2 separate regions of the Homo sapiens genome follow, and region 2 is linked to region 1. Evidence: read pairs that join two places in POLR2A ChIA-PET (ENCODE). Cell type or tissue: MCF 10A. All regions are shown on one strand. Each heading gives the region's core, and the rest is flanking DNA. Links, peaks and the distances in the headings are about the cores only.

Evidence for each region. ChIA-PET counts read pairs that join two places held together with the same protein. Peaks named below come from ENCODE experiments on the same cell type or tissue, not always from the same donor. Only the 100,000 strongest peaks of a DNase experiment are listed, where the experiment ranks them.
Region 2: POLR2A ChIA-PET joins it to region 1 with 13 read pairs; 4 of 35 experiments call an interaction of 5 or more read pairs at or near these places.

What each region holds. Positions count from the first base shown.
Region 1 is chr1:184,586,931-184,603,221 of GRCh38, forward strand. It overlaps C1orf21 (chromosome 1 open reading frame 21), which reads left to right. Exons shown (of 6, transcript NM_030806.4): 4 at 3,809-3,885; 5 at 11,471-11,531. Among named protein-coding and RNA genes, the nearest start is that of EDEM3, 160 kb to the right of the region's middle. In MCF 10A, for the core only: no CTCF peak of the experiment used is centred there; a DNase peak (open chromatin) is centred at 8,901.
Region 2 is chr1:184,537,269-184,553,559 of GRCh38, forward strand. All of the region lies in intron 3 of C1orf21 (chromosome 1 open reading frame 21), which reads left to right. Among named protein-coding and RNA genes, the nearest start is that of C1orf21, 160 kb to the left of the region's middle. In MCF 10A, for the core only: no CTCF peak of the experiment used is centred there; a DNase peak (open chromatin) is centred at 8,503.

The DNA.
Region 1 (16,291 bases), core at 3,962-11,961:
CTTTAATCCATCTTGAGTTAATTTTTGTATATCGTGTAAGGAAGGGGTCCAGTTTCAAGCTTCTGCATATGGCTAGCCAGTTATCCCAGCACCATTTATTGAATAGGGAATCGTTTCCTCATTGCTTGTTATTGTCAGGTTTGTCAAAGATCAGATAGTTGTAGGTGTACAGGCTTATTTCTGGGTTCTCTGTTTTGTTCCATTGGTCTATGTGTCTGTTTTTGTACCAGTACCATGCTGTTTTGGTTGCTGTAGTCCTGTAGCATAAAGTCAGGTAGTGTGATGCCTCCAGCTTTGTTCTTTTTCCTTAGGACAGCCTTGGCTATTTGGGCTTTTTTTTTTTTTTTTTTTCGGTTCCATGTGAATTTTAAAATAGTTTTATTCTAGTTCTGTGAAGACATTGGTAGTTTAATAGAAATAGCATTGAATCTATAAATTGCTTTGGGTAGTATGGCCTTTTTAACAATATTGATTCTTTCTATCCATAAACGTGGAATGTTTTTTCCACTTGCGTCATCTCTCATTTCTTTGAGCAGTGTTTTGTAGTTCTCGTAGAAATCTTTTAGCTCCCTGCTTAGCTGTGTTCCTAGGAATTGTGTGTGTGTGTGTGTGTGTGTGTGTGTGTGTGTGTGTGTGTGTAGTGAATGGGACTGCATTCCTAATTTAGCTCTTGGCATGACTGTTGTTGGTGTATAGGAGTGCTAGTGATTTTTGTTTTTGTATGGTTTTTTTTTTTTTTTGAGATGGAGTCTTGCTCTGTTGCCCAGGCTGGAGTGCAGGTCATGATCGATTCTCCTGCCTTAGCCCCCCAAGTAGCTGGGATTAGAGGCACACACCACCATGCCTGGCTAATTTTTATATTTTCGTAGAGATGGAGTTTCATCATGTTGGCCAGGCTGCTCTGGAGCTCCTGACCTCACATAATCTGCCTGCCTCAGCCTCCTAAAGTGCTAGGATTGCAAGCATGAGCCACTGTGCCCAGCCACGGTATACATTGATTTTGTACCTTGATTTTGTGTCCTGAGACTTTGGATGCATATCTTTTTAATAGCCTGTGTGATGAAATGGGAAGTATGCATAAAGCATTTCTTCTGCATGTCCAGGTTAGACGGTTATCATGGAGAAAAGCACCTCTATAGCTGATTGAGTTGAAAGCTGAACTAGGCATTGTTTTTTATAGGACATCTTCTCTATTTTAAAAATATATATCTCTGGCAGATAAATTATGGATATTCAGACCTGGTATTTGGTAAATCATTTTCTTAAAAAAGAGTAAGGGAGCCTGACACTTCAAGAAAAATAACTGACAGTATCTCTTGCCAGTGATAAAATTCAAACTTTAAACAAAATCTATAAGTTTGGAAAACTTATATTCACTACCATGAGCTTGACAGCTTCAGTCAATGGTTTTCTGATGAGATTGATGGTGATTTTAACAAATGGGATTTTTTTATGTTGTACAATGAAATGTGTCAAAATTTGGAGATTATAGGTAAAAGGGTCTTGACCCTAAAAAGTTTGAGAAATGCTGAGCTAGTAGTGAACAGCATGGAGTTTGGGGCCAAACTGCTTGGGTTCAAATCCCTGCGCTACTGCTTATTACTTGTATGGTCTCAGGTAAGTGCTTCACCGCTGTATGCCTCAGCTTCCTCATCTGTAAAATGGGGATAATAATGGTACCCAACCGTGAGAGGTATTGTAGGCATAAAAATGAGTTAATATATATAAATATTAGTGAATGTTAAAATGAATTAATATTTGGAAGTGCTTAGAATAATGCCTGACTTACAGTAAGTGCTCAGTGAGTGGTTATTATTGGTCTTGGTGAGAGAAAATTTGTAAAACTGAGCAAACACATTGTAAATACATAGTAGAAGAAAGTTTTTTTGGAATTATATGGGAAATCCTAAACTGCTTTTCTTCCTGTTGCCTCTGTCTCACTTTTGGCCCTGGAAGCGCACTCCTGGGAGTGATGCGTTACTGAGGGCCGGCTTCTTCTCAGTCCTGCTTGTCCATTGAGCCTCTGTTGTTTGGGGAGATCCTTCCTTACTTAGCAACCACAGAATGGGTTTTTAAGAAAGACTTGCTGAGGCAACATAATTTTCAAGGGTACAGTTAAATAAATGGAATATAAACAACATACCACTGTATATCCTTTGCATTTTTAGAATTAGAAGTCACTTTCCTGCCTCAGCAATGTTTAAAATTACAGTGCATTTCTTTTAAGCTCAAAGAGTTGCGGAAATTATGTGAAAGAGAAAGAGGATAAGGTCTTGTTCATTTTCAGTGTTTAATCTAAGACAACATAAGATTTAAAGGAGAAAAGGACCAACTTGGAAGGAACTTACGCCTTCAGTCCTACAAAGAGACTACATTTGAGCTATTCTTACCTCTAACTTTTAAAAACACGTGAATGACTTTTTGACATCGTTCATTCATTCACCAGTATTTGCTGAGTGCCGCTCATGAAGTGCCAGGCCCCTTACCCCATGTGGTAAAGAAAGGACATGGGCCCTGCCCTTCTGTTGTGAGTGCATTCGGGTTTTCTAATTTCTCCCACCTGCTTTGTAAAAGATTAGGAGTGTTCATCTACTGTTCCCTGACATACGTCAACAGACAGAACAATATGTTTTATCCTTCTTAAATGTTCATGAAAACATTCTGAAGTTAGTATAAGGTAAAGAAGGTAAGATAGACTGCAAGAAACTTATGATTGTTTCTTTTCCTAAAAGAAAACAAACAAAATCACATATTTTTTGGAGTACTGATGATAGGCACATAAGCTCATGTTTGATAGTTAATAACAAACAACTAGAATATGTAAGTCATTGGAGTTTCACTGACTTAAGTGGCTTCTGCTGTCCCAGGAGAAATAGGACCTCAAAAAGAGCTCATTTGGGGACCATCTGTTTTATGTGTCATCCCACATCACTCTGCATGTGATGAGAATGTTGCATCGGCCCATGGCAGTTTTTATTCCTCACTCTAGATTTGGTCTTTAATTGTGGCCTTACCTCAAGTTCCTCGAGTGTATATAGTCACCTGTTACATAGGTTCAGAGTGGTCTTTCCTTTCATTTCAGGGGTATGTTTTGTGAGCAAATTATAAAGCACCTTGAATATCTTTTTAAGATAACGTTGAAAAATGCAGAGCAGTAGTATTATTGAGATCATGTCCTTACTGATATACTAGCATTTTAAGATTTGAGAGTATTTCCTTCCCATGTGGCTAGTTATTGGGAATAAGAAATTAGGTCAGGCTAAAAGCCAAAGAAGTGTTTCTTGAATACAGGCTAGGATTGAATTGTAGTAATTCAATTGAATTCAATCTCAGCATTTGTCGTGGGTTTTAGTCATGTTCCTGTTCCTGTCACGGCTAGGGCCTTCAGCAAACTTTACATCTCAGTAAGTGCAGTTGTCTTTTACAAATAAATTGCACGGAAGTCAGTTAACCTGAGCAAGTGAACAAAGGCTGTGATTGTATTGCTGCTGTTTCTCTTGATACTAGATCTTCTGTTCTTTGATTCATTACTATTAGTGTTAAAGAATTAAATATTAACTGTACATTGTTTTCTAAACAGAGTCATAGTTGTTATAAAGCTAATTTCACTTTTCATAGCAGTGCTCCCTGTTTGGCAGGTTCTACCTGTTCTGTGTGTCATCTTTGCAAGGACTTTTGCCCTTGTGAGGTAACCAGCCGTAGTATAGGGCCCCAAACAGATTGAACGTTTGTGTGATGAAAACTCATACACTTGTTTAATTGTGGATTCTAATCCTGTCTTTCACATGTCTGTGTTTATGTGTTTCAGGAAAAAAGTGCCAGCTCAAATGTAAGACTTAAAACTAATAAAGAGGTTCCGGGATTAGTTCATCAACCCAGAGCAAAGTAAGTTCTAGTTTCTGTTTTCCTTATATAGTCGGCCTTCCATATCCATGGATTCTGCATCTGTGGATTCAACTACCCATGGATCAAAAATATTCAAAAAATAATAATTCTACAAAGTTCCAAAAAACAAAATTTGAACTTGCCGCACACCAAGTACTATGTTGAATTCATGTGAATGAAGTGATGTGTAGGCACTTCATTAGGTATTATAAGTAATCTAGAGATGATTTAGAGTATATGAGAGGATGTGTGGGGGTTATGCAAATTCTATACCATTTTATATCAGGGATTTGAGAATCTGCAGATTTTGTTATCTATCTGCAGGGAGGTCATGGAACCAATCCCCCACAGATACCAAGGAACAACTGCATTGTTTTTAAAGCTAAAAATGTTTTCAGAGTGAGTTCCATTTTGCCTACCAGATAATCAAGATCTAATATAAAGCTTTAGTAATTGAGAAAATGTGGTTTGGTGTAACAGAACAGAATAATGAAAACAGACCTACAATACATGACAAAGCTGACTTTGTAGGCCAGTTAGAAGAAAACAGAGGAGACTATCACTATGACCATGAGGTAGGGAAGAATTTTGCATATAAGACACAAAGGATGTAGTTCTTAAGGATAATCATTAATTAATATGACTGCACTAAAATTAAGAAGCTCTTAAAGCTCTTAAAGGTAAAACCCAAATGTCCATTGAAAATATAGGTCGGGCATGGTGGCTCACGCCTGTAATCCCAGCACTTTGGGAGGCCAAGGCGGGAGGATCACGAGGTCAGGAGATCGAGACCATCCTGGCTAACACGATGAAACCCCATCTCTACTAAAAATACAAAAACTTAGCCGGGCATGGTGGCGGGCTCCTGTAGTCCCAGCTACTCGGGAGGCTGAGGCAGGAGAGTGGCGTGAACCCTGGAGGTGGAGCTTGCAGTGAGCAGAGATGGCGCCACTGCACTCCAGCCTGGGCGACAGAGCGAGACTCCATCTCAAGGAAAAAAAAAAAAAAGAAAATATAATGGGTAACTAAACTGTGGCATCTAAACTGTGGGAATACTATACATCAGTGAAAATTAGTGCCTATAGGTACACATATCATGATGGAGGAATCTCATAAGGATGAGGCAGTAGAGTAAGCAGCGATACATGCCTACATGTGGTTTCATTCATATGAAGTCAAAAAACAGACAGAACTAAGGCATATGTTGTCTGTTAGTATATGGTAAAACAATAAAGAGATATAAGGAAATGAAAAGGCATTAAATTCAGAATATTAGTTATTTCTGACCAAATGGAGGACAGTGGAACCAGAGGCTCTATTTCTTAATCTGGGTGGTAATTACATGAATGTTCAATTGTTATTTTGCAAAAAAAATGTACAAATAACATTATATGTCTTCTGTGTGTTAGGTACATCACAATTGGAAAGTTAAAAAGAAAAGAAAAAAATTAACTTGAAGAAAAAGATTATATCACGTGAGGATCTATTGAGTGCCTAATACATTTTCCCACTTACAGTAGAAACTTGAAAATATGATTGTTGATTACCAACAGATGACTATCCCGAAATGTTTCATTTAAAAGGTCATTGCATGTTCAAAAGTTAAAAAACAATAATGAGTAGTTTTCTAGATTGTTCTAGAACTGACTCTAACCTTAATGATAAAATATATTTTGTATGACTTTGAAGCCGTCCTCTCCTTCAAAGAGGCTGTGTTATCCCAGCGGCTACAAATCTCTATTAGTGTTTCACCTAAATGGAGACAAATTTCCTGAGAGTACCGATGACACTGGTACATTTGACACAGGCACCCCAACCCAAAATAAATTTGACTATTACATATGTGTATTGATAGCCCCATAAATCAAAATCATAAGCAGAAGAAGGTATGTTATCTCTGGTTCTTCCAGAAAATTGTGACAAAAATTACCTAACTCATAATCACTTTACCCTGGCTCAGTGTCTGTGGAGTCGCTGCAGCTATGGCCACTGTGGTGTCGCAGTTAGGAGACCTCAGGGGGTAGGTAATGGGCTCTGTCATTCAATTTTTACTTTCAAAGAAAACTGGACATGTTAAAATCCACTTACCATTTACAATGTCAGTGTAATGATGCGGCTGATGTTTTCACCCTCAGGTGAATGTTGTGCTATGGCCGCAACCTCCCTAGCCCACCTTACTGCTCATCACGTTCATCCACTTTATCTGCCTTTGGGGACAGCAGATATCTGATAACACAGCCAAACCACCTTATCATCCAGGATGTCTGAAAAATGCTATTTTAAAATGCTTCCCTTATCTCAGAGTTATAAAGAGAGATTGAATGGAGGAGAATTTCTCTTTTCTGTTTGAAAGAATACTTACTTAACATTGACACCCTGAAGCAGCACACTTCACAGACTGGCATGTGCTGAAGCTTTCAGAGGAGAAAATTCTGTTTTCCCCACAGCAGCATGCTTGTGTGTGTGTGTGTGTGTGTGTACACACACATGTGTGTATGTATTTCAAACTGTGAACAGAACATTGGATTCCTGGAATTCAATTAAGAAATCTTTCTGGAGGGCCAAGAGAAGAGTTTTACTTTTCCTACTTGCTGACATATAGGATCAATTTACTGTACTGATGCATAAAATAAGATGAGGCTTCTTCTTCCCCATGAGTGGAAGGACAATCCCATACCATAAAGGCAGATCATCCTCATACCACCATGAAGGCATGTCATCCTCATACCTTCATTTAATGCTTTAGTTTGATATCAGGCAAGTGACCTATGTCTTTGAGCTTCAGTTTTCTCAGAGAGAGATTGAAGTGAAAGATCCTGTCTTGAGCTGGAGAACAAATGAAATAGGGTATACCCACTGCTTATGGCATTGTCTGGCACTTGGTAAAAATGCCTTAAATATTAGAAATAACCCAGATGCCTTTAACAGGAGGTTGCGTGAATGCACCACACTATAGTCACACAATGGGATATTAGTCAGCAGTTCAAACAAATGCACAGCAGCAATGCGCAATATTGAATGGGCCCTAGCAGTCTAATATTACAAGAAAAGAGTAAGTCCTGAAAGATTACATAGAACATGACGCACTCTATAAAGTTAAAAACAACTGAAATAATCTGTCTTTTAAAGGCACACAAAGAGATGCATTAAAACTATATAAAAGCGAAGTGAGGGAGTGATAGTTACATTGGGTTGTGGGAACACACACGCAGATGGGAACTCACATGGAGTCAGCTATGGGTGGTTGTCAAGGTCCTCACTTTTGTTTTTTATTTTGGTTTCACAGGTGTTTATTATACTACTTTAAAAAAATAATTAACAAAATAAATAAAAGTGAGCTATGCATGAACTACTAGTAGGAGTCTGTCACAGAATGAGGGTTAGGATGAATCTACTTCCCTGAGGTCCAGTTGAAAAATGATGATCATGAAGGAAAAACTGTGTTCAGGCCAAGATTTACCAGGAACCCACCTAGTAATTTAATTTCATTTTTGCAGGGGAGGAAGAACTTTACCCCAACCCTCTCAGGATTTCTGGCTGGGCCTGAGAGTTAAGTTGACATGAGACAGATTTAACAGGAGAAAAGATATCAATTTCTACATGTACATGGGAGCCCCTATGAGAAAATGAAGACCCAAGAAGTGACAAAACCCACATATTTGTATACTAGGTTGAACAAACAGAAACAGTTATGGAAAAGCAGCTGAAATATGTGGGGAGACTAAAGGAAGAAAGGAATTATTTTAACAAAGTCTCTTGGTACAGAATTCTCTTGGCCTTGACTCCCTGTCTCTGGTGATAAGAATGTTTCTTTCCTCCTGGTGTGGGGAGGGCATTGTTCACATGGGAGTTTCATCTCCTTCTTTCAGGAAGAAAAGAGGAGGTCAGAAGTCCCCTCCTGCACCTGCTGTTTCCAGTTGTCTTTAGCTCAAAATAGTCCTTATGCTAAAGTAAGCATATTTTAGGATGGCTTATTCTGCCAGGCTTCACAGGTGAGGTATTAGGGAATTAGGACTTTGCCTTCTCATACTTTGGGGCTTAGCTTTTTATCATTTGCAGATTTTATTTTTTTAAGACACCAAAAGCGAAAGCCCCATATCTTTTAGCTCTAAAGCCCATTTTGCCCACCATTCATTAATTTGTTTACTTTGCATTAAGATGCCATTGTATTGTCATCCCTAGTCCCATGAAGCTGAGAAGTCTCAGGAAGAAGAGTGTTTGAGGGTGCAGAGTTAATTCACAAGAGCTTTGCCAGCGCTGACCAAGGGCACAGGGAGTGCTCCAGTGCTGCATTGAGTTTTCCAAGGTTGTTTTAGTTACGAGAGAGAAATAGGAATTACTAAAATTATTGAGCCTTATTGGTTAAGTCAGGTACCAATGTGCAGGCTTTTGTAAGTGAATGCTAGTGAATCTTTTGTAAGTGAATCTTAGAATCAATTATTCATCCTTTATGAACTTAAGTCATAAACAATTCAGTGATCCTTTTCTAATATCTTGAAAAAAGAAAAGCCAGTGAGCTTTTCCTCCTCATCTCCCCCACTCACAATCATCAAATTGTGCATCAGAAAGGATTTTAGAATCAAGTCTTTATGCAGGAACTGTTTTCTACAGTGCAGTTTGTACTCTTGAAGGTAAACACATATTCATGGTGCTGTGTGGATAAGTTTCTTTCACATGGGAAGAGGGGACCCATGTTTATCTAGACAGGAATCAGTTGATATGGGGAAATTTTTATTTCATCAGAATAAAAATTCTGTCCCTGCCCCATTGAAGAGATTTCTCTTCTTCTCCCTGAAACAATCCAATGGAGAACAGCAGAGTAGGCCTCATGCTTTCGGATGACACCATATCTGAGACGATGCACAGGTGACCCGTGTGGGCATTTGCTCCCCCGGCAATGTCTGACACACTTCCAGTGACAATGCAGGTTATCTGGAGGAGCCTGTCTGGTGCATCAAGCTTCCTTCCATTCAGTCTTTCCTAACACAACCCATGCACCGTACTTCAAGATGTCAAGAGAGTGACTCAGTCTGGTGTGTGACTCTTCTTCGTGGGTTATGAAATGTGGCAAAGGCAGGCAGGCATGTTCTAATGTTCTTAGACAAAGAAAAAGCAGGCAGCATTTCTATATTATGGGACAACACAAAACTGAAATCGCTGAGAGTTTTGTGGTTGCTTTCCTACATAAGCATCCCGAGGTCCTTAGCCACCACTTTTGGTCTCAAGCTCCTGATAGGGATCCCGACCCTGTGATAAGTGCATTCTTGATCGCAGAGGTTGCAGATACATTTGCAGAGTTACTTTTGTTTAAAAATGCCCCCTCTTGTCCCTCTCATGTGCATGTGTATGAGTACTGACCAAACGTTGCAGTTTTCATGTTGTGGTATTTAAATAAAGGAGCTAATGGAAGTTAGTGACAATCATAGACAGTAGAAGGGACATCAGTGACCAGCCCTGGTTTTATAGATGAGGACTCAGGCCCTGCACATCACCCCTGCTGACAAACTCTGCTGCTTCAGCAAGGGGTCATGAATCACATGAACTTAAATAGGGGGACTCTGTCAATTAATTAAGAAATATTTTTGGCCCTCCTGCTATATTCAAGGCAATATAATGCTAAAACCTCCAACCAGAGAGTTTCCACAATGAACGTCAAATCCTAAAAATGCCGTTTTTTATGAGGTCCCTGGAATATTTTCTAGGGCAACATTTCTGGGGCAACATATACATACGGTTATCTATCCAGTTACCTATATTAAGAGAAAGAGATCTGGCCAGGCGCAGTGGCTTACGCCTATAATCCAAGCACTTTAGGAGGCCGAGGTGAGTGGATCACCTGAGGTCAGGTGTTCAAGACTAGCCTGGCCAACATGGTGAAACCTCATCTATACTAAAAATACAAAAAATTAGCTGTACGTGGTGGCTCACGCCTGCAGTCCCAACTACTCGGGAGGCTGAGGCAGGAGAATTGCTTGAACCCAGGAGGCAGAAGTTGCAGTGAGCTGGGATCGCACCACTGTACTCCAGCCTGGGCGAAAGTGCGAGACGACTCTGTCTCAAAAAAAAAAAAAAAGAAAGAAAGAAAAGAAAAGAAAGAAGTGTTTATGAGAGAGATCCTCTATTATAAGAATATGAAATTTAGAAAGATTTGCATCCAACGTGGCTCAAATAAAAAATGTTTTGGTGCTTGAGACGGTGAAAACATAAGGAACCTGGGAAAACTCAGCTATGCAAACTGGCTTTTCTGCCCAGGATCCTACAGAGAGGAGACAGTTTAATGTACTCTCATCATCCCAGATTCTGTTCTGCCTTTCAAACCTGCAATAAGAGAGGGCGTGTTTCCCAAACAAAACGTTTACCTTATTTGAATGATCAGATAAAGGGCAGTAAAATTACGTGATATATGTGAAAGTGCTTTGTAAACCATGACAATTGATTAATGGAATCAGATATGTACATTGTTTTCCTTTGATAACCGAGTTAATGTCATTGCTCACAGATTTTAATGTTGCTTTTATACAGAGGGGACCCCCTCTGAGCCTCAGGCCCCACTGTCTGTCACAGGAGGCCTGGAGGGTTTCAGGTCACTTGTGCCCCTCCTTGTGGCCCCTAAAGGATAAGGCATGATGGTAAAGGGTACATTTCACCACACTTGGATATGAAGGGAAGAAGCCATTCCAGAGCCCACCCCCAGCCCCCTCCTTCAGACAGGACAACCAGTAGGCACTGATAGTAACTAAAGGAAACTCTGTGTGATAACGTGTCTTATCCAGCATCCTTCACCTCCTTGAAACACCCACAGCTATCTGCTAGGTAGAAGCAACCGTCATTAAGACCATGGCCCATTAAGACTAAGTCCTATACTGCCCCATGCTCTTCCCATATGTAATTCATCCCTGCTGTCCTTACCATCTTATTTTGTCCCCACCAGCCTTGTCAGCCGTCTCACTAAGAAGGCTGTTAAAAGTCACAGGACAGGAAACACAGAGCAAGTGCTGCTCAGACATGCGTCCTCCCACGTTCCAGTGGAATTGTGTTTTCAGAGGTGTATCTGCTGCCACCAGTGCAGAAAGTGCTCAGTAGTAATATCAGGTCATCTGTATGTCCTCAGCTTGTTTGCCACCGGCCCACACCCATAGTCAGCTGGAGATCATGCTGATACTGATAACCTTTGTAAAATATATATTTCAATACAATAACTAGGATACATTTTCTTTTTTATTTTTTTCAATACACTGTTGAAATATGCCTTATGCTGCTTGCTCATGCTTTTTTTTTAAATCACAAATGTGTATCTGAAGAAACAATTTGGCATTCAGCTCCTAGTAACATTACTATAAATAGCATCTGTACATTGAAAGGAAATTGTCTTCCTTTAAGTCATAGGCACTGATAGACAATTATGAAACACATTTGCAGGATTACTGTACTGTTTATCCTTAATGTAACTTCAGAGTATTTCAGTGGAAAAGTCTGCAATAAATAAATGTCTTCCCCAAAGTTTGGGGACTCTGCATTTTTCCTTTGAGGGGACCAGGTTTAGCAAAGCACTAAAATATGCACTTAACTACCCTTTGTTTTTCAGCATGCACATCTCTGAAAGCCAACAAGAATTCTTCAGAATGCTGGATGAAAAAATTGAAAAGGTAAGAAGTGAAATAAATAACCTACATGTTTCAAGGGAAGTATAGTAATGGCTTCATATGTGAGGGCAATAACATTCTTGTTTCTATGTCATAAAGCTATTTTTGTGAAGGTTTGGGTGGAGAGTTAAATAAAAGTCACCGCCCTTCCAAAATAAAGTGCATGTGAGAATGTTTAAGGTATAATAGACACTCCCAGGACCCAGGACTGTCCTTGCCTATTAAAGTATGTGAAGTCAGTTGGAAAGCAATAAGCAGTCTTTTTTTCTAGACCGAGCATTCTGACCACTGCATGTCATTTTGCACCCAGTACCCTGCACTAACCTCCGACTGCAAGGGGGCCCATAGTACCTGCTGAAACCTATCGAGGGCCTATGCATGGCACTGATCTGAGTTCTTTGCAAGCATGTTATACCTAATTCAATTTATACTTAGGAAAATGGCATTGAGACAGATATTATCTACATTTTACAGAAGGAAACAGGCTCAGAATGCTTGAGTAATTTACCCAGATTTGCAAGGCTAATAGTGGACAAGTTGGAATTCCAGCCCAGGTCTGTCTGACTCCAAAGCAGTGTCTCCAAGTTGCTTCTCTGGTAGTGTGTGGGGATTTATACTGACAGTAAGATACAAAGTCGATCTGTCATAATTAAGAGTTTACATACTTACAGAATTTAAATTCATCTCTTCAAAGGGGTGAATCTTAAATGGTAAAGATACAAATCCGAGTATTATAATTTTTTTATTCTAAAGAAGAGTGAACTTCTAAGTTCAGAACATATCACACTATGGTTAAGGTGTGACAGGCTGATTTTTACCTTTGAAATCTTTCTGTTTTAATTTGTATTTGTTTTTTACTTTGTGTTGTCCTTTTATTTTAGTATTTATTTATGAATTTCTAAGCTATGATGTATATCACTCAACAGAAGATAATGAAGAAGGTCTTAAATTCATTAGTATTATTTAGCAGCAGATCCCACTTTGACATGGACCCTCTGAGAGAATAATTGTATCATCTTCTAAGCCACCATTAAAAGACCAGCAAAGGTCACCAATGCGAAAAATAGAGATGGATAATGAATTAAAATGAGAGTTAAATCTATAATGTTCCCTGGATGTAAATAAATAAATACTTGTTAAAGTATAATAATTTTTTTTTATTTTCAGTGGAATTGTGGCTTATGAATGACTTTTTAAGTTGGAAACTTCATCCAGGAACAGTTGCCAAGTTTCACATATTGGTTCAAAAGCTGTTCAATTTGTCAGTAACCTTTTTTAGTAAAGAGAAGCATAAAAAGAAATACAGGTTAAGTATCCCTAAATCGAAATCCAAAATGCTCCAAAATCTGTAACTTTTTGAGTGCAGACATGATGCTCGAGCATTTTCAATTTCTGGACTAGGGTTGTTCAACCAGTAAGTATATATAACACAGATATTCCAAAATTCGGAAACGTTTGAACTTCAAAACACTTCTGGCCGCAGGCATTTCAGATAAGGAATACTCAACCTGTATTTTCTTCCCACTGAAACGATGAAGATCTTTTCTTCCTTTCTTTATTTGGACTTCCCCCCACTAGCTTTTTGGCAAGAAAAAGATTTGCGTAGTAGTTAGGGGTAGATGGTAAAACTTGAAACCTGAATTTTAAGTTATCTTTTTAAACAACACTTACAAACACTTAAAATGATATAATCTATATCCAATGTGGGTTTTTTTTTTCTTTTTTTTGAGACGAGGTCTCACTTGTCACCCAGGCTGGAGTGCAGTGGTGCAATCTCAGCTCACTCTGGCCTCTGCCTCCCAGGTTCAAGTGATTCTCCTGCCTCAGCCTCCTGAGTAGCTGGGATCACAGGTGTGTGTCACCACGCCCAGCTAATTTTTGTATTTTTAGTAGAAACAGGGTTTCACTGTGTCAGCCAGGCTGGTCTCGAACTCCTGACATCAGGTGATCGACGCACCTCAGCCTCCCAAAGTGCTGGGATTATGGGCGTTGAGCCACCGTGCCTGGCCCAGTGTGTTTTGGTAATTGAAATTCTAACTCTTTTTACTCAGAATTGAAGTTCATTGCTCCCACCTGAAATCTGAGATCCCCTTTTGCTTTTGCATCCAGAATGTAGAGTACAACAAAATAAAGAGTAATCCAGAATGTAGAGTAAAACAAAAATAAAGTTTATAACTTGATCATTCGTTGGATGGAAGCTTCCCTGGACAAAAGAGCATTGGTAGATTCAACATAAACACTGTTTCCACTATTGAATACATTTACATTGGAAGAAGAGCTCCTATATCAGCCATGACAGGTACCCAGCTGTAGATTCTTACAGGCAATTTTCTCTCCTCTCTGAGCCATGCTTTCCTGCCTCTCCTCTCTTAAAGCTCATCCTTCCAAATATTTTGAATATGCTATCTTATGTGTCGTTTAAACATTAAGCCTCCAAAAATTAAAATGCTCCTCCTTAATATATGTGTTTGCTTAATGTAGTCTGCCATCGTTTATATAACCAAAATTGAAAGCTGGATTCTTCCAAATTTCTTCCAAATTGTTTTCCTGGTCATTTACCATTGCTAAATATTTATTTGGTCCAGGCTAGCATGAGGACAACCATAAATGCAAGTCAAATCTATTTAGATTTTACAGAGTTGGTTAAAAACAAAAAGAAGATTAAACTCACCTAGAGCTTCATGTTGAGAGATTTGAGTCATGCTGAGAGACCTTGAGTTTTAAGATTTCATCTCTCCCAGAAGTGACTAGTAATTCTTTTTTTCTCCCTTAAATTAATAAGAAGCAAAACTGACTAAACCTATGGAGATGTAAATGTGCCCTTCCTTGATGCAGCCTTTGCATTTATTGGATGTCTTTAGGGCATGGCTTGAATTTACCTTCTAACCTAATTTGTTATTGGATACCAAAAAACAAATTTCTGCTCTATCTCCCTCAAAATAGATGTAAAAGCACCATTAGTATACAGAAACCAGGACTGAAAGGTGGTTTCATATCTATAGTAAAACTTAATTTGCACATTTTGGACTACTCTAATTCAGAGATTGTCACAGTGCAGAGCTGCTGTTTACCTTTGCACCACAGCTGAACAAGTGGTTTTCTAAGAAGTTATGGTGATCAATAAAAAGCAGGTAGCAGAAATGCAATTTAAAAAAATGATTCAGCCAGGCGCGGTGGCTCACACCTGTAATCCCAGCACTTTGGGAGGCCAAGGTGGGCGGATCATGAGGTCAGGAGTTCAAGACCAGCCTGGCCAACGTGGTGAAACCTCATCTCTACTAAAGGTACAAAAATTAGCCGGGCGTGGTGGCACACGCCTGTAGTCTCAGCTACTCAGGAGGCTGAGGCAGGAAAATCACTTGAACTCGGGAGGTGGAAGTTGCAGTGAGCCGAGATCCTGCCACTGCACTCCAGCCTGGGTGACACAGCAAGACTCCATCTCAAAAAAAAAAATAATAAAATAAAATAAGATTCAGCACCTACTGAATACTACACTAAGCATTATGCTAGTTACTGAGGATACAAAATTAGATAGGAATTATAGAGTACAATATAAATAAATAGTAAACAGTCCATTGCTTTGACAAGTTCAATTTTAAAAGTGAATTTTAAAAAAATCTAATTATTTTTCTGATCAAGGAGTACTTCACCCATCACCACCACCACCATCCTCACCCTCACCCTGCTATTGTCACTGAGAGTGAGGTTCTCCTCCGTGGAACACAACTATTTGCCTTCTAAGCTGGTTCAGGGGTTGGAACTTCAGGTCCTTTAACCAGGGATTTGGGACTTGGTACCATTTCACATGCTGGTGGTGGGAGGCCACAACACTCTGCTGCGACCGGAGATGACCAAGAGAGACAGATTGTCAGGAGAGCAGTGAAAGTTCAAAGAAGCTTGTAATCTGATTTACTTTTGCTTTTCCTTTTGGAGAGTAAAAACACTGTGAACCAGTGGGAGCCACCTAATTTCTGTTCACCTCATTATTTTTTACTCTGCTATCTAACCATCGTTATTCCACTGGAATCTATAGTTACTATTGTAACTCATGATTCACAGGCTCCTAGAATCTTTTTTGAAGTGTTAGCATTTGCCTAACTTTGCAGCTTTAAGAAAATGACAGTTTTCTGTGGAGCAAAATAGTGATTTTAAACTTCATTTTTTCACTGTACCTAGAGAGGGAAGACAGTATCTAGATTAAAGTAGCCTGTGGAGGAGTTTCTGAATATAGCACCAAATACAGATGACATCAGATGTTAAGATATGCTTTCCACTATACATTCCAGTTTGTTTGTAAAAAGCAGAAAAAATAAATAAATTTTTTAGGTATCTGCAATAATAGTATCTTCTACAGGCAAAACAGGGATTTACATTTTGCTTTATGAAGATGTAAGACCCTAGCTGATGACCAGGGAGTCCTTGGCTTCCTCAAAGAGGATCCTGAATATTAAATAAAGAGTATCTTAGTACAATGTCACTTGCACCTGATTACTGTTTCTGATGAAAGGCTTCTTAAACTTTGTTGGGCCTTGTACATCTTTTTGGAGTCTTACAAAAGTTACAAAGACTCTCCCTATGAAAATGCACAAATCATATACACAAAACTTTTAAGTATAATTTCTGGGTTTTAAGACTCCATGGAGCCTGGCCATGGGCCCCAGGCAAAGAAACTTTGGATTTCTTTCTTATGTATTTTGCTGGTGTGCTTCCGTCAGATCCAGGGCCCAGCTGCAGTCATGAGCATGCATGAGCCTAGCTGGCGA
Region 2 (16,291 bases), core at 5,034-13,033, 49 kb before region 1:
CCCATTACACAGTAACTTCCCATTCCTCCTTCCCCACTGTCCCTGGCAACCACCATTCTATTTTCTGTCTCTATAGTTTTAACTACTCTAAGTGCCTCATATAAGTGGAATCATATAATGTTTGTCATTTTGAGAATGGCTTGTTTCACTTAGCATAATGTTCTGAAGGTCCATCCGTGTCGTATCCTGTATCAAAATTTCCTCTTTAGCTTCTCCTTTTTAAGGATGAATAATATTCCGTTGTATGTATATACACATTTTACTTACATGTTCATCTGTCAGTAGAAGCTAGAGTTGTCTCCATGTTTTAGCTATTGTGAATAATGCTGCTTTGAACATGGGTGTACAAGTATCTCTTCAAGACCCTAATTTCAATTCTTTTTATTTTTTCTTTTTTTTGAGACAGAGTCTCACTCTCCTTGCCCAGGCTGGAGTGCAATGGTGTGATCTTGGCTCACCGCAACCTCCGCCTCCCGGGTTCAAGCTACTCTCCTGCCTCAGCCTCCCGAGTAGCTAGGATTACAGGCATGCGCTACCATGCCGGCTAATTTTGTATTATTAGTAGAGACGGGGTTTCTTCATGTTGGTCAGGCTGGTCTCGAACTCCTGACCTCAGGTGATCCGCCCACCTCGGCCTCCCAAAATGCTGGGATTGCAGGAGTGAGCTACCGCACCTAGACCCTAATTTCAATTCTCTTGGGCACATACCCAGAAGTGGAATTGCTGGACCATATGGAAGTTTGATTTTTAATGTTTTGAGGAGCTGCCAGAACTGTTTTCCACAGTCGCTGTAACTTTTCGCATTCCCACCAACAGTGTACAAGAATTCTAGTTACTCTGCATCCTCACCAACACGATATTTTCTGGGTTTTCATGAGAGTAGTCATCCTACTGAGTGTGAGGTGGTAATTCATTGTAGTTTCAAATTATATCTCCCTGATGATTTAGTGAGGTTGAACATCTTTTCATGTGCTTATTAGCCATTTGTATATCTTCTTTGGAGAAATGTCTATTCAAGTCCTTTTCCAATCTTTCAATTTAGTTGTTTGCTTCTTTTCTTGTTAAGTTTTAGGAATTCTATATATATTTTGATATTAATCCCTTAATAGATATGCGATTTCAAATATTCTTTCTCATTCCGTAGGTTGCCTTTTTATTCTATCACTCATATCTTTTGATGAACAAAACTTTTCATTTTCATGAAATCCAATTTTTTTTCTTTTGTTGCCTGTGACTTTGGTGTCATTGCCAATAAATCACTGTCAAATGCAATGTCATGAAGCTTTTGCCTTATGCTTTCTAATAACAGCTTTATAGTTTTAGTCCTATGTTTCGATCTTTGATCCATTTTGAGGTCATTTTGTACATAGTATTAAGTAAGAGTAATGTCATTCTTTTGCATATTGGTGTCCAGTTTTTCCAGCACCATTTGTTGGAAAGACTCTCTTTTCTCCATTGAATGGTCTTGGCAACCTTGTCAAAAATCATTTGACCATATATACAAAAGTGTATTTCTGAGTTCTCCATTCTATTTCATTTTATATGTCTACCTTTATGTCAGTACCACACTGTTTTGATTATTGTAATTTTGTAATTAAGTCATTTATTCTAACAGACTTTTTTATTGTGTGTGGAATCCTTAGCGTTTTCCAAACATAAGATTATATTACTTGCAAAAAGAAATGTTTACTTTTTTCTTTACAGTTTGAATACCTTTGATTTCTTTTTCTTGCCTAATTGCTCTGGCTAGAACTTCCAGTTCCATGTTGAATTGAAGTGATGAAAATGGGCATCCTTCCCTTGTTCTTGATATTAGAGGGGAAGATTTTAATCTTTCACCATTGAGTATGATGTTCACTGGGGTTTTTCACATGTGGCTTTTATTGTGTTGAGGTGATTTCCTTCTACTACTAGTTTGTTGAGTGTTTATCATGAAAGGGTGTTGAGTTTTGTCAAATGCTCTTTCACCATCAATTAAGATGGTTATGTTTTTTTCCCTTTATTCTGTAAATGTGGTATATTACATTGATTGATTTTTATATGTTGAACCATCTTGGCATTCTAGGAATAAATCCCACTTGGTCATGGTGTATAATCTTTTTACTATGCTGAATTCAGTTTGCTTGTATTTTGTTGAGGATTTTTGCATCAATGTTCATAAGAAATATTGATCTATAATTTTCTTTTCTGTAGTGTCTTTGTCTGGCTTCCGTATCAGGATAATGCTGATCTTGTATAAATAAGTTAGTAAATGTTTCCTCTTCTTCAGTTATTTAGAAAAGTTTGAGAAGGATTGGTATTTGTTCTTTAAATGTTTGGTAGAACTCACCAGTGAAGCAATCAGGCCCAGGACTTTTCACAGCTGCATGTTTTAACCTTTAAATTAAAGTGAAAAAATCCTGCAAAGTTTCTTTATATGGTATGGTAGTCACTTGACATGGTCACTAGTATTCCAAATCTCCTCCCTCTGGGTCCATGGGCACTTCTTTGCCCATTGTGACCACGTGACTTGTTTTTCCAGATGAAATGTGAGTGGAGGGGATATGTGTCACCTTTAAGGGGAAGTCTTAAGACCCAATGCAGAATTCTACAATCTCCATTCTGCCTACCATGGTGACCTGCAAAGTTCCAGATTTCTGATCTCTTTCAATCTGCATTCCTGAATAAGGACATGACACGGAGCAGTGACCCTGCTGACCTGTGATGAACATGTACCCACGAGTGAGAAATAAACCCTTGTTGTTTTAAGCCATTCTGTTTTGGGGATGTTTGTTACTACAACATAACCAAACTAAAATACCTCACCTATGGATAATGAGTGGTAACATGTCAGGTACTACTTAGTTTTTGAAAGTGAAGTCATTAAATAAAGATCCATTATTGTTAATAATTGTTAATAAATGCCAGAGAAATCCAGTGCATAATGCATGTATCTTTTACCCAAATACTAAAAACTAGTGCTCAAATTATTAGTTCAATTTAGTTGTTATTGTTCTTTCATGGTAGTTAGTAGTAATATTTTAAGTAAATGTATATTCACAAATTGCATCTTAACATAATTTTTAAGTTATAAGATGTACCAAGATTTTAAAAGAGATTGACAGACTTATGATACATCTTTGATTCTGGCAGCATTGGTGGCTATAGGAGTTTTTTTTGTTTGTTTGTTTTGTTTTTTTTTTTGAGACTGGGTCTCGCTCCTTCCTCCAGGCTGGAGTGCAGTGGCACGATCTCAACTGCAACCTCCACCTCCTGGGTTCAAGCAATTCTCCCACCTCAGCTTTCCGAGTACCTGGGACTACAGGTGCATGACACCATGCCCGGCTAAGGTTTTGTATTTTTAGTAGGGACAGGGTTTCGCCATGTTGGTCAGGCTGGTCTTGAACTCCTGACCTCAGGTGATCTGCCCACCTTGGTCTCCCAAAGTGCTGGGATTACAGGCGTGAGCCACCGTGCCCAGCCAGGAATTTCTAATCTAGTTTTAGAAAAAGTTTATGAAGCTAAAAAGTTATTTTTGTAGTTCTGATGCCATGCAATTTGGTGACTTTTTGATCTGTACCTGTAAATGGTATTGCCACAAATAGCGTAAATGCCATCATACCAGTTTTTTCTCCAAATGTTTATTATTTTTTAACCATTTAAAAGAATTATTTCATTTATTTGAAAGCCAGTTCCAAAAACAAATGATAATAGCTAACAATTGTTGTATGCTTCCTGTTTGCCATGTGGATCTAAGTGGTCCATATGAATTATCTTAAAAATCTTCATAACAATCATCATTTACCTGAGGAAACTGAGATATAGAGAAACCAATAAATGTACTAAACCCCACATAGTTGGGGGTGGGTATGAAGGAATTGGGATTTAAAGACATGTTGTCTGTGACATCTGGCCTCTTGGAGAAGGGTGGGATCCCAGAACCACTTATGTCTGTTGTTGATTTTGTCCAAGTGTGAAGGTAGCAGTACAGATGAAATATAAATTATACTTTTTTCACACACAGCCAGTGTGTTATTTTCCCCCTCAGGACCCCTAGGTTTTATTTTTTGCTTGTTTATTTAAGCAAATATCTTTAAAATAATGACTTTGAGCACCATCCTCAATGATCATACTTTCTTGTCATCATTAGAAGAACCAGCCTTGACCTCGCCATCTACCACATGCCTCCACCCCAGCACACAGAATTATGACCTCACCTCTTCTTTAGGTCTCCAGCTAAGGCTGTTTATAAGTGGCCTGTCTGGATGTCTTCAGGTGACAGATATGGATATATATCTTGTGCTCAGACCCTGGCAGAAATGACAGGGAGAAAATATGTGATTCTTAAATATTTACGAAGAGATCTCATCATGGTCCTCTGAGGATGTTAAGAACCCAAAGAATCTTAATTGTTTACAGTGCTCTCCCATTAAAACTTTAAAAGCAGTGGCCTGGGTTTCTTCTTTCAGAGTGGACCTGGCACTCCAGAGGGAAAGCTCATTTGCTTGATTGGCTTTTTGGGAAAGGTGTGCCAACGAATGTGTTTTCATTTAATAATCTGGAAACCAGGGGGATCACGGACTGGCGTGCAGAGTTGCTCAGCTAGAAGCGTCTGAACTTGAGTGGGAAGGTGACAGGATTCAGTGTGGCTTCGGGCCGGTGTGGTTTGTGAGCTTAGCCAGCTATCCTATGACAGTTTTACAAGTATAGAACTCTTGAATATGCTGAAGTTGAATATTCTGGGAAAGGAAGGGCGAAGGTGATTGAACTGTGCTCTTGTTTTTGCTTTCAGGCAAATTCCTCTTCTATACCGGGTGCAGTCATCTTTAGCTTGTCAGTTATTGTCACAACTTGTTGGGAAGATCATCAGCTTAGCCACATAGAGTTGCCTAAATATTTGAGCAGAAACCCCAGCCCTTCTGCAGGGTCTCACGTGAACATCCTACCAGATGTGGGGATATCAAGGTAAAAGACAGGGCAATTCATATAATAATACCAACAGCATACACTATGTGCCAGGCACAGTTCTAAGCACTTTACATGTCTTAGGAAAAGGTTTTTCGTATCCTTATTTTAGAGATGAGGAAAACTTAAACACTTAGGTAACTTGCCTGGGGTCACACAACCAGTAAAGAATGGAGCTAGATTCAAACCCAAGCAGGCTGGCTGCAGTAGCCAGAATGACCCAATCGTAGTTCACAGTAGTATTCACTCAAGGGATTCAGTAGGATCCATAATGATTCATAGGACAGAATGCATATCTCAACAAAACATATGTTTGTTTTGTGTTGTCTGAAGGTTGTAGATGAAGTACCTGGCAAGCATGTCAGAATTCTGAGCTGCCACTGGATGAGAAACTTCCATGTCAGAGAATCCTTTCTCCTTCCTACATGGAGAGGTGGTGAGTTAGTGAGTACAATAAGAGATAGTGCTTATACGTAGATGAGTTATTAGAAAATCTTTATGGAGCACACGCTATGTGTGGAGCATGTGCCAGTAACAAGACAAGGATGATTGTCTTTGTGTCTCTGAGAATCCAGCAGACCTCTAGGGAGAAGAAGGAGAGTTCACTTCAATGAGCCCAGAGTCCCTCACTCTCCTGGCTTTTTGGAGACTGCCTGCCTTCCATAGCCACATTATCCTAAGGGAGGAAAGAAAGAGTTAACATTCCATGGCCTTATCCAAAGCCTTCTTTGACTGTTATTGGGAAACAGTGCTTTGGGGGATGATACTGCTTAGTGCAAATAAAATGTCCTCTGGCCTGAACCTTAGAGAACCCTGAGCATGGCATCCACCTTGCTGTGGGAACCAACACTTTAATTTCCTTTCCTCTGGCTCAACGCCTGTAATCCTGGCACTTTGGGATGCTGTGGCAGGAGGATCAGTTGAACCCAGGAATTCCAGCCTTGGCAATATAGCAAGACACCTTCTTCACAAAAAAATTAAAAAATTAGCTGGGCTAGGTGGTGGTGTGTGCCTGTGGTCCCACCTACTCTGGAGGCTGAGGTGGGAGGATCACTTGAGCCCAGGAGGTCAAGGCTGCAGTGAGCCATGATCACCCAGCCTGGGCAACAGAGCAAGACTCAATCTCTTACAAGAAGAAAAAAAAAATCTTTCTCTGACCATTGTAGCCTGGGAAAGTAACAGTAATAATTAAATTATATTGTCACTTATTCGTCATGTACCAGTGAGAAATCAGCTAGTTAGTTTAATAACCATACAAAGCCTTCTGAATTGTTTATTTATGTGATTAAAGACCATTTGAAATCATCTAAAACTATTTGTCTTGGTTTTTGGCCCTTGGTATCTGGGAACTTCTTTCTAGAATTTCTCTGATGTGATATGTCCACTGTATCTTTATAAGAGGTAGGTTTATTTTTATAAAAATGTTATCACTTCTGGCAGTAGAAACAGGTATATTTGATAATTTAATGAGATGTCATCAAGAATAGTGTTTATTTTAAAAAATACTAAATATACATTTGTCTTCATTATTATGGAACTTGGGGTTGCTGGTGGTAGGAGACTTACAATGATTTCAGATGCTTTTCTCTAGCAAGGAGTATTATTTTTGCTTCTCTCAAATATCACTGAGTTCCAGTCTTCTTTATAGCTTTTCATAAAAGATCATTTTTTTTCAGAACCATTTATTCTCACCAGGAACTAAATCCAGATAAAGACATAGTTGAGTTCATATTTGATTTGAGACTATAGTGATGTTTCATTTAAGTAGCTTTGGAAAACACAGACATTTGGTTGCCATTTGATTCTGGTTACTTACTCTAGTTTGTTATCGAACTTCTGGTTCAGCAACATTAAAGGGAATTAACACTTGAATTTACATCTCTTCTGATTTGAAGCTCATGGCTTGAGGTTCAAGGGCACGCCTCTTATTAAAATCATTTAATGTTCTATACATTTCCGAGAAAGTAATCAAAATCAGACACTCTCACTCCTAGACTCAACTTCAGTGGTTATTTCTTTTATAAAATTAATTGCTTAATGGGAATTTTAAATGAAAGGCAGTGGTTTAGAAGTTGAGGCAGGGTGGCTCAGAGTCTCTTATTGTGTAATGAATCACTTGAACCCTACCATGCACCTTTTCCTGTGCATTGCTGATGAAGCCTGGTATGTGCCCCAAAGAACTTTTGAAATTAAAAAAACACAGGTCAAAGCAATCAGATGCCATTTTTCACCCATTTAGTTTAGCAAACATTGTTGAGTTTAATAATTTCTGATGCTGGTGAGGATTTGGGGAAATCAGAGCCCTTGCTGTGTTAGTGGCTCCTCATTGGTAGATAATTTATCAATATCTTTCAAAATGTTTAATGCATATACCATTGATCTACGTAGTCTACTGCTACGACTTCACCATACGTGATGTATTAGTTACCCAGTACTACATTACACATTACCACAAAATTTAACAGCTTAAAACAACAAATATTTATTATCTCATACAGTTTCTGAGTTCAGGAATTGGGAGCACTTTAGCTGGGCATTTGTGGTTCAGGGTCTCTCATGAAGTTGCTGCCAAACTGTGGGCAGCAGCTGCATTCATCTCAAAGCTCAAGTGGGGCAGGGGAATTCACTTCCCAAGCACACTCATGTTTGCTGTTGGGAGGCCTCAGTTCCTCACCACCTGGACCTTCCGTGGGTGGCCTGAGTGCCTTTATGATATACATGCTGGCTTCTTTCAAAGCATATAAACCAAGAGAGACAGAGGGAGCCAGTCAGAGAGCACCCAAGGGGGAAGCTGCAATCATTTATAACCAAATCTTGGAAGTGGCCTACCATTATTTCTGCTGTAGATTATTGATCACATAGACCAACCCTGGTACAGGTACAGTGTGGGAAGGGATTACACAAGGGTGTGAATCTTAGAAGCTGGGGTCCTTGCAGGCCATCTTGGAGTCTTCCTACCCCATGAGGCTACTCTAAAAACACAAAAGCCTGAGCTGTGTCACCAAGCTAAATGACCCTCTTTATGCTAAAGAATGATCCATCATACTGTGGAATGTGTCGCACCTGTTAAAAAGAATAAAAAATCTGTATGTGCAGATATGAAAAGATCTTTAAGTTATACTATTAAGTAAAGAAAGAATCTGTAATAGTGCTATATGGCTTGATATATTTTAGATAAATTTAAAATATATACATGTAATCTGGTGTAGCATATATTTTTTTTTCTAGAATGAAAAAGTGTTTTGCATTTTTCCCTCCCTCCCTTTCCATAGGGAGAAATTTTTAGAAATTTAGAATTGAGGCACCTAAGTCTGTACCGATGCTCGTGTTCCCTGCCTGTCTTCAGGGAACTATACAGATCTTTATTTTCCAAGTCTCAGGGCTGTTCGGGCCATAACTACTCCTATGCTCGCCTCAGATCTTCACTTGAAGCTGGTTTTCCTGTTGTGCAGTGCACTAAGTGACACACAGAGGCTTTCTGCCTCAGTGTCTTCAGCCAACTGAGCAAGAATTCTTGTTGCAACAAGTTTTGCAAGTTCCAGGGTTCTTGGTCTGCCTGGAATCTCATGAATCATTAGATTTTTGTCTCACTTAGGTTCCCTCCCAGCTTGCTATCCTATTTAAAACGCCCTTTATTCCCAAGCAGGCTCTTGAGGCACTACCAGCCTGACTCTGATTTCTTCTAGAAGCAGCATGTTTCTTCCTAGCCCTAGGGTGAAATGCTTCAGTGGAAATTCTCCTTCGATTATGAAGTTGCAAAGTCTGTCCTTCGGTCTGCCAACTTTTCCTTCTTACTATCTGTCAAATCCTGATTTATTCAGTAAGTATAAGTAAATCTGCTAGACACCTCCATCTTGCCCTAAGTCTGGTTATTTCTTTCATTACAGCATATCTATGGCTTTCTTCTTAATTAATTCACTTCATAAACATGGATTTAGCAGGCTGGGCACAGTGGCTCACACCTGTAATCCTAGCACTTTGAGAGGCCAAGGTGGGCATATCACTTGAGGCCAGGAGTTCAAGATGAGCCTGGCCAACATGGTGAAACCCTGTCTCTACTAAAAATATAAAAATTAACTGGGCATGGTGGTGCACACCTGTAGTCCCAGCTACTTGGGAGGCTGAGATGGGAGGATTGCTTGAACCCAGGAGGCAGAGGCTGCAGTGAGCCGAGATTGCACTGCTGCACTCCAGCCTGGGTGAAGGAGCAAGACTCCATCTCAAAACCAAACAAAAAAATGCATTTAGCATCTATTCTGTGCCAGACCCTGTGTTAGGGACTGGGGATAATTGTGAGCAAAAAGCCATGGTTACTGCCCTAATGGATCTTACCATCTAATGGGAAACTCTGATACCACTTAATTATACATAGATATCAATGACTACAGACCACAGACTCTGTTAAGTCTATGAATGAAAAAGCCAATTGCATGTGTAAAGCAGGGAGATTTATAGGGTCAATGATATGATATGCATGCCTTTGTGCACATAAGAAAAAGCCATCCGCTCTCAGAGGACAAAACAAAAGGCAACCTCCAGGTATATGAAAACCTGTAGGCACATGGTTTGGCAAGCCAGTGGAGTCTTTTCCAGTTCACATAAAGGACTGGAAAAAGTGTCCAGCTGGACAAAGCCCAGCACTAAGGTGCATGGCTTGGCCAGTAGGGCAGCCTCGCCATCCCCATACTTGACTCTACACCCTGATTTAGAGCACAGTTGACCCAATCTAATGCACAGGCCTTGGAAATCTGGCTGATCTGGAGGATCAGGGAAGGCCTGAGATGAAACCTGAAGAATGAACAGCAGTAACTAAAAAATGGGAGAAGGGTGATGGGCAAGACCATCAAGAGCCTTTCAGGCAGATAAAACTGCAGTTAAAAGTCACCAAAGTAGGAGAGAGCCTGGGATATTCCAGGAACTGAGTCTAGAGAAGGAGAATGAGGGCAAGAGTAGGTTGATACAAAGCCGGAGCAGCCAGAAGAGGCCAGACCATGCAGGGCAGGACCTCTGAGGACAAGTTAGTAGGGCTGGATTGAGCATGGTCTTGAATGCCTAGCTAGGGAATTTGAACTAGAGTATTGTTCTTTTATTTATATCAGGGTCTGAATTATTCTGTTTCCTTTTTTGCTTTGAAGTTTAATCATTCTTTGCTTATTTAAATTTGTGTTTATGATCCTACTTCCTTGCCATTTAAAGATACATCCAGACTTTTTTTTTTTTTTTTTTTTGGTCTCTTTGCAAAAATGGCATGCATGCTCAAGGCAAGTCTTTGGATTTGCTGCTGGGAACATGGTTTCTGAAAACCACAGGGAGGAAATCTAGGAAATCACAGGGAAGCTCTGTTTCCTTCCCCACGAAGCAGTGTACACGTGTGCACGCACATGCACATGAACACAGGAATGTTCTCTCTCACATACAAAGTTGAGAGAGTAAAGCCAAATGTGTTTTCTCTTTTATTTTGGCAGCATTTTAGATATTTAAATTTTTAGCTATCTTAAGTTAATCTAAAAATTTGAATAGATGAAATGAGCATATCCCATCCTTTATGAAGAGAATAATCAAAATACTGGAGTATGCTCCTCTCTAGAAAAAAGGTGTAGGGAATATCAGACAAGAATCTCAGTAACAGTTGTTTGACATTCATTACAATCTGAAATGTTGACCCAGGGCATCAGAAATGTGCTGCTCCAAGGCAGACAAGTTATACCATTGGAAATGGATACCTGCTATGGCCACGGTGGCACTGGCTGCTGTCCCATCAGTACCCACTTGACCATCTCCTGCTCCTCCTGACCATAGCAGAGGCTGCTGCAGACTAGCTGAGGCTTTTACTCTGTGCTGGGCCTCACAACCTGGTCTGTTTCCCAAAGACCTTGTTATACCTTCTGGTACCCTAGGCTGTGTGATCTTAGAAAATGATAATCAGGTGATACAAGATACTGGTTAGGCAGGTAAATGAAGGTGCCTCTAGGAAGTATAGTAATCCATATCTCAAATCCCCAACACACACACACACACACACACACACACACACACACACACACTCACACACTCACTCACACTGTAGTTAGGGAGCATGGGCTGGTTAAATTGGCCCTGAAAGAGGAAGTGAACCATCTGGCAGTGGTGCCTGACCCACCTCAGTGTTTCAGTGGGAACTTGCATTTATTCATTCATTTTATACCCATTGCAGACTCTTTTTTTTTTTTTTTTTTTTGTTGAGACGGAGTCTCCCTCTGTCGCCCAGGCTGGAGTGCAGCGGCGCGATCTCCACTCACTACAAGCTCCGCCTCCCGGGTTCACGCCATTCTCCCCATTGCAGACTCCTTAGAGAAGTCTACCTGGACTCTACACTAAGCACTTAGCCAGAATGGGCAGTTCCCAAGAGGTCTGTAGACAGAATTCAGGGAGTCTGTGAACTTCCATGAGAAAAAAAAATTACATCTTTATTTTCACTAACCTTTAATGGAAATTTTAGACTTTTGATTTGGACAAATTTGCAGGGTACTTTCCTTTGGAGAAGGAACTAAAGTATTCAGCAAATGACACCCTAATTGTGAATGTAGGCAACAAGCCAGTAGTAATAGCAGTACCTGTGACTTTTCAACAGTAAAAGTCACGGTTGTTTTCATACCACGTTAAAGTTGTTGAAATATTAATGCTCATGACTCCTTTAAAATTACCATAGTTATCAGACCCACTAGTATATCTTCTTATTTAATACATTAATAAAGAACATATATTACTCTATCACAATTTTTTCCTAAAAATATTTTGATAATTATTATTTCTTTATAATTTTTGTCCTTTCTAGTGCTATGTATTTGTTTTAGGAATTTAAAAATACTATTCTGAGAAGAGGTATATAGGTTTTACCAGACTGTCAGAGGAGTACATGGCACAAAAAAGCTAAAGAACTCCTGGGGTGGTGGGCTCAAGTCCTGCTCAGTCTCCTAGCCGTGGAACTTTAGAATAGCAACATCTGAGACTCAGTTTTGTCATCTGCAAAATGGTTTAAGATGAGTGATGATTTTGGTGAAGTGGGTGAGAATCTCAGTCAAGGGATGACTTCTTCTTCCTCTGGTTACATTAAAAAGTGTGACGCCTTCTTTAAAGTACTTTGCTTTTAAATTAATGAAGTAGAATCATTAAGAAATCACCCGAAATCTTCAAATCTGTTTATTTGCATTTGTCTTCTCAGTCAACAGCAGTGTTGTAAAATATACTAAATTTATATTTAAATATATGTATTAAATATATAAAGTTACATACACTAACATTTTTACCTTTTTAGTTGTTGCATTTTAAAATATTTTGTAGTCTCTAGTTTTCTGGTAAGGAGATAACATTGTATTCCTTACTCATACTTTTCCCTATGATATAACATCTTTTGAGTTTTTTTTTTCTTTTTGTTTGATTGTTTTTGTGATGTGTAAAAATTCAGGAGTGGAGCAGCAGGGAAGGAAGGGACTGCCAACCAGGCAGTTCTGGAACATTCCAGGTGTTTTTTCTCTAGTCTATCACTTTTCCTTTTAATGAAAAATTCATCACTACAGTCCCAATATGAGTAATCTTCCTATTTATTTTTATGTATACAAATAATATACATAAATACTAGATTTAGATAATGTATAAATGTTTTTATATTTCACTGAAAATATCCAATCATACACAGACTGTCTGGCATACAATGGTTTGATTTATGATTTTTCAACTTTACAGTGGTGTGGAATCATTCTGTTTTTCACATTCAGCACAATATTCAATAAATTACCTGAGATATCAGCACTTAATTTTAAAATAGGCTTTGCGTTACCTGATTTGGCCCAACTGTAGGCTGTTGTCAGTGTTCTCAGCATGTTTAAGGTAAGCTGGTTTAAGTCATGATGTGACAAAATGTAGTAGTTGGTTGGGGTTGTTATAGATATTTTTCCTTAAAGTCCCAGTGACTATTGAATCTTGTTTTGTAAAAACAAATAGTATAAGTGTTTAAGAATAAAAAAGATTTAATATCAAGGAACGCATGTAGTGCTAGATGAGATTGTAAAGGTTGTTATTGTCTATTTTTGAAAACCTTTTAGGAAAGTAAATTAATTTGTTTTAATTTCATGGACTGCTCAGTTTTCTTCACCCAATACAAGAAAAAAAGAGGCAAATTATAATACTATTTAGAACACATTTGCTAAATTTCTCTTTGCTGCCTTCTTAATTTTATCTGGCAGGGCTGCAAGACAGGAGTTACAGCAGTAGACCTGGCTGTCGTGAAGTGATTTCATCTCTTCAAGTTGTGGAGATTTTATGTTTTGTTTGTTTCTTTGTTTGTTTGTTTGTTTGTTTTTTGAGACAGGATCTCATTCTGTCACCCAGGCTGGAGTGCAGTGGTGCAATCCTGGCTCACTGCAGCCTTGACCTCCTGGGCTCAAACGATCCTCCAACCTCAGCCTCCTGAGTAGCTGGGACTTCAGGTGCATGCCACCTAGCCTGGCTAATTTTTCCATATTTTTTGTGGAGATGGGGCTTCACTGTGTTTCCCAGGCTGGTCTCAAACTCCTGGGCTCAAGTGATCCTTCAGCCTCAGCCTCCCAAAATGCTGGGATTACAGGCATGAGTTGCCGCACCAGGCTGTCTTCTGGTTTTGTAAAGATGGATTTCCTGGACTTGGTTAAGCCATAACTGGCTGTCTAGAGGTTGAGATAGTTCAGTCAGTGACATGATGAAATAAAAAAGAATTTTTTGATAACAAAATGGTTTTAGAGAGGATAGCTAGGAAACATTTTAAAAGAGCAACGAAGAGAAACTTGCTATTTCAAATGTAAAATATATAGTAAAGCTAAAAACAGTTTAGTGCCAGCATAGGAATCACATAGAACAGAATAAATAGCCCTTGAAATGCACAGACAGACAGCATACAGACATATATGATCCCTGGAATACAGCAATCCCATGGAGAAGAGGTAGATTATTCAGCAAACTACACCAAAATAAACTCCAGGCGAATTATTTAGAGAACTATGTGTGTATTTTTTTTAAATCATGTTTTTAAAAAATCCAGGAGAAAAAAATGACTACCTAACTAATAATGGGATGGGGAAGTATTTTTAAATATAAAAGCAGTGGAAGAAACCACAAGGGAAAGAATTCTTTGTCATGTTTTAGTGAAGATAAATTTGAGTGTGAGGAACAAAACCAACTCAAATTACCACAAGTAAATGGAGAGTTTACTGTAAAGTGATCTTGGATTAACCTCAGGGCAGGGACTGTCATTGGGCTGGACCTTCTCAAGGCTGAGATAGAGAAGCAAGGCTAGATTCTGGAAGGACCAGGATCTGGGCACTGAATCTGAGGATCTTCCCTCACTGGGCTCATCATTAATATAGTTTTGTTACATCAGCTGTGTCTGCATCTTTCTGGTTAGCTGCCCCTCCCCGTGCCAATCTACCGTGTTTGGCAAGAGGGTGGATCCATCGCCTCATCTGGGCAGAAATGAATTGGACAGAAAGGGGCTTTGGGGGTCCAGGGTGCAGTGGCTCATGCCTATAATCCCAGCACTTTTGGAGGCTGAGGTGGGAGCATCACTCGAGGCTAGGAGTTTGAGACCAGCCTGGACAATGTGGTAAGACCACATCTCTACAAAAAATAAAATTAGCCGGGTGTGGTGGCATGTGCCTGTAGACCTGGCTATGGCTACACCACTGTAATTGAGCCTGGGTGACAGAAAGAGACCCTGTCTTAAAAAAAAAAAAAAAGGAACCTTGAGGTGATAGAATTAACGTTTTTTTAAAACAAAAAGAAAACAAGAGGGCTTTGGGCAGGCTATGGATGATTCATTTGCATACACAAATTTGAAACTTTTTACATGAAATAGTACAGTAAACATTTAAAAGATAAATACTGCCCAGGAATACTGTTGCAATACCATAGTAACTGCAACAAATATTACAGGAAAAAAAATTAATACTTTTAACATAGAAAGTGTTTTTGTCAGACAAGAAGGATATCCCTAACACAGATTTTTAAATGGGCAAAGGATAGGAATAGATAATTTGCAGAACAAAGAAAATAGCCTGTATGGAAGGAAGGTAGAAGAATAACCTTATAGTATATAGTTTAAAAATGCAGATTTAAGAAAACAATCAGATACTTTTTTTCCTAAGAAATTGGCAACTTTTTTGTAAACTTTTTTGTGTGTTTTTAAAATCACACTGTCATTTCTGACAAAAGTAGAGGAGTCAGGCACTCATATTCATATACTGCTGCTGAGAGTGTAAATAGCCACAACCTTTCTGGATGAAGATATTGCAAGCCCAAAAGATGGTCATGTTCAAATTAATAATTATTTTCCTAGGAAGAGGGAAATCAAAGAGATGTACAAAGATGGTTACTACAGCTTTATTTGTCATGGTGAAAAAAAGGGAATAACCAAATTTCCCAGTATTACCCGGATGAGTAATTAATGGCTTATCCATATAATGAGATAGTATAAACCACCAAAAAAGCATTTGCTCAAAGAATGATTACATAATTCCAATTTTGTAGATAAACAGCAGAGAGAGAAAAAAATGACATAGGAAACATTCCAAATTTTAATGGCACTCAATTGGTAGGATAACAGATGATTTATTTTCTACAATGAAATATTGCTTTGGTTATAAGAAAAACAACAGCAACAACATATTTGGTATTTATACCAAGCAAAATGTACATTTTTGTCATTTGGCCTAGAGAAGAGACATGTCTGCTCAACAATGAAGTTATTTCCATGAATTCTGGCATATTGGTTAAGAAGGACTCAGAGAATCCATCTAAAGCTCTTGGTCTACTCCTGGTGGTCATAATAGGTGCTCAATAAATGTCTGCTGTGCATGTCTACAGGGCCCTCAAGTCTAATGAGGATGGTTTTTCAATTCTTAATACAATCTGGGTACGACTTGTCACAGACACGAGGATGAGGGATGGTGTATTTTTTTTGATTTTAGAATAGGAAAAAAACCATTTAGTTCTAACACTGTTTATTCGTAAGTCCAAGGGGGGGAGAAACTAATTCCATTTTTTTCTTGAGAATATCTGCTGGATTTCCATTAATAATCCTAGGCAAAGAAGTTATTTCATAGGTTGTCTTTAAATGATTTTTAAACTAATTTAGAACTCACACATAAGTTTCATTCTATTTTTCTTTTTAACCTACAAAAGTGAGTGCCTGCTTACTGTTTTTCCTGGTTCTGTGCCGTAAACACTGAATGGACTATCTTACCTTGTCTTTACAATCTGATGGTTAAGGTTCTTATTCCCGTTTTACAGAAATAGGCTTAGAAGTCAAGTTAATGAGTGAATGGTTGGCTCTTTGGGC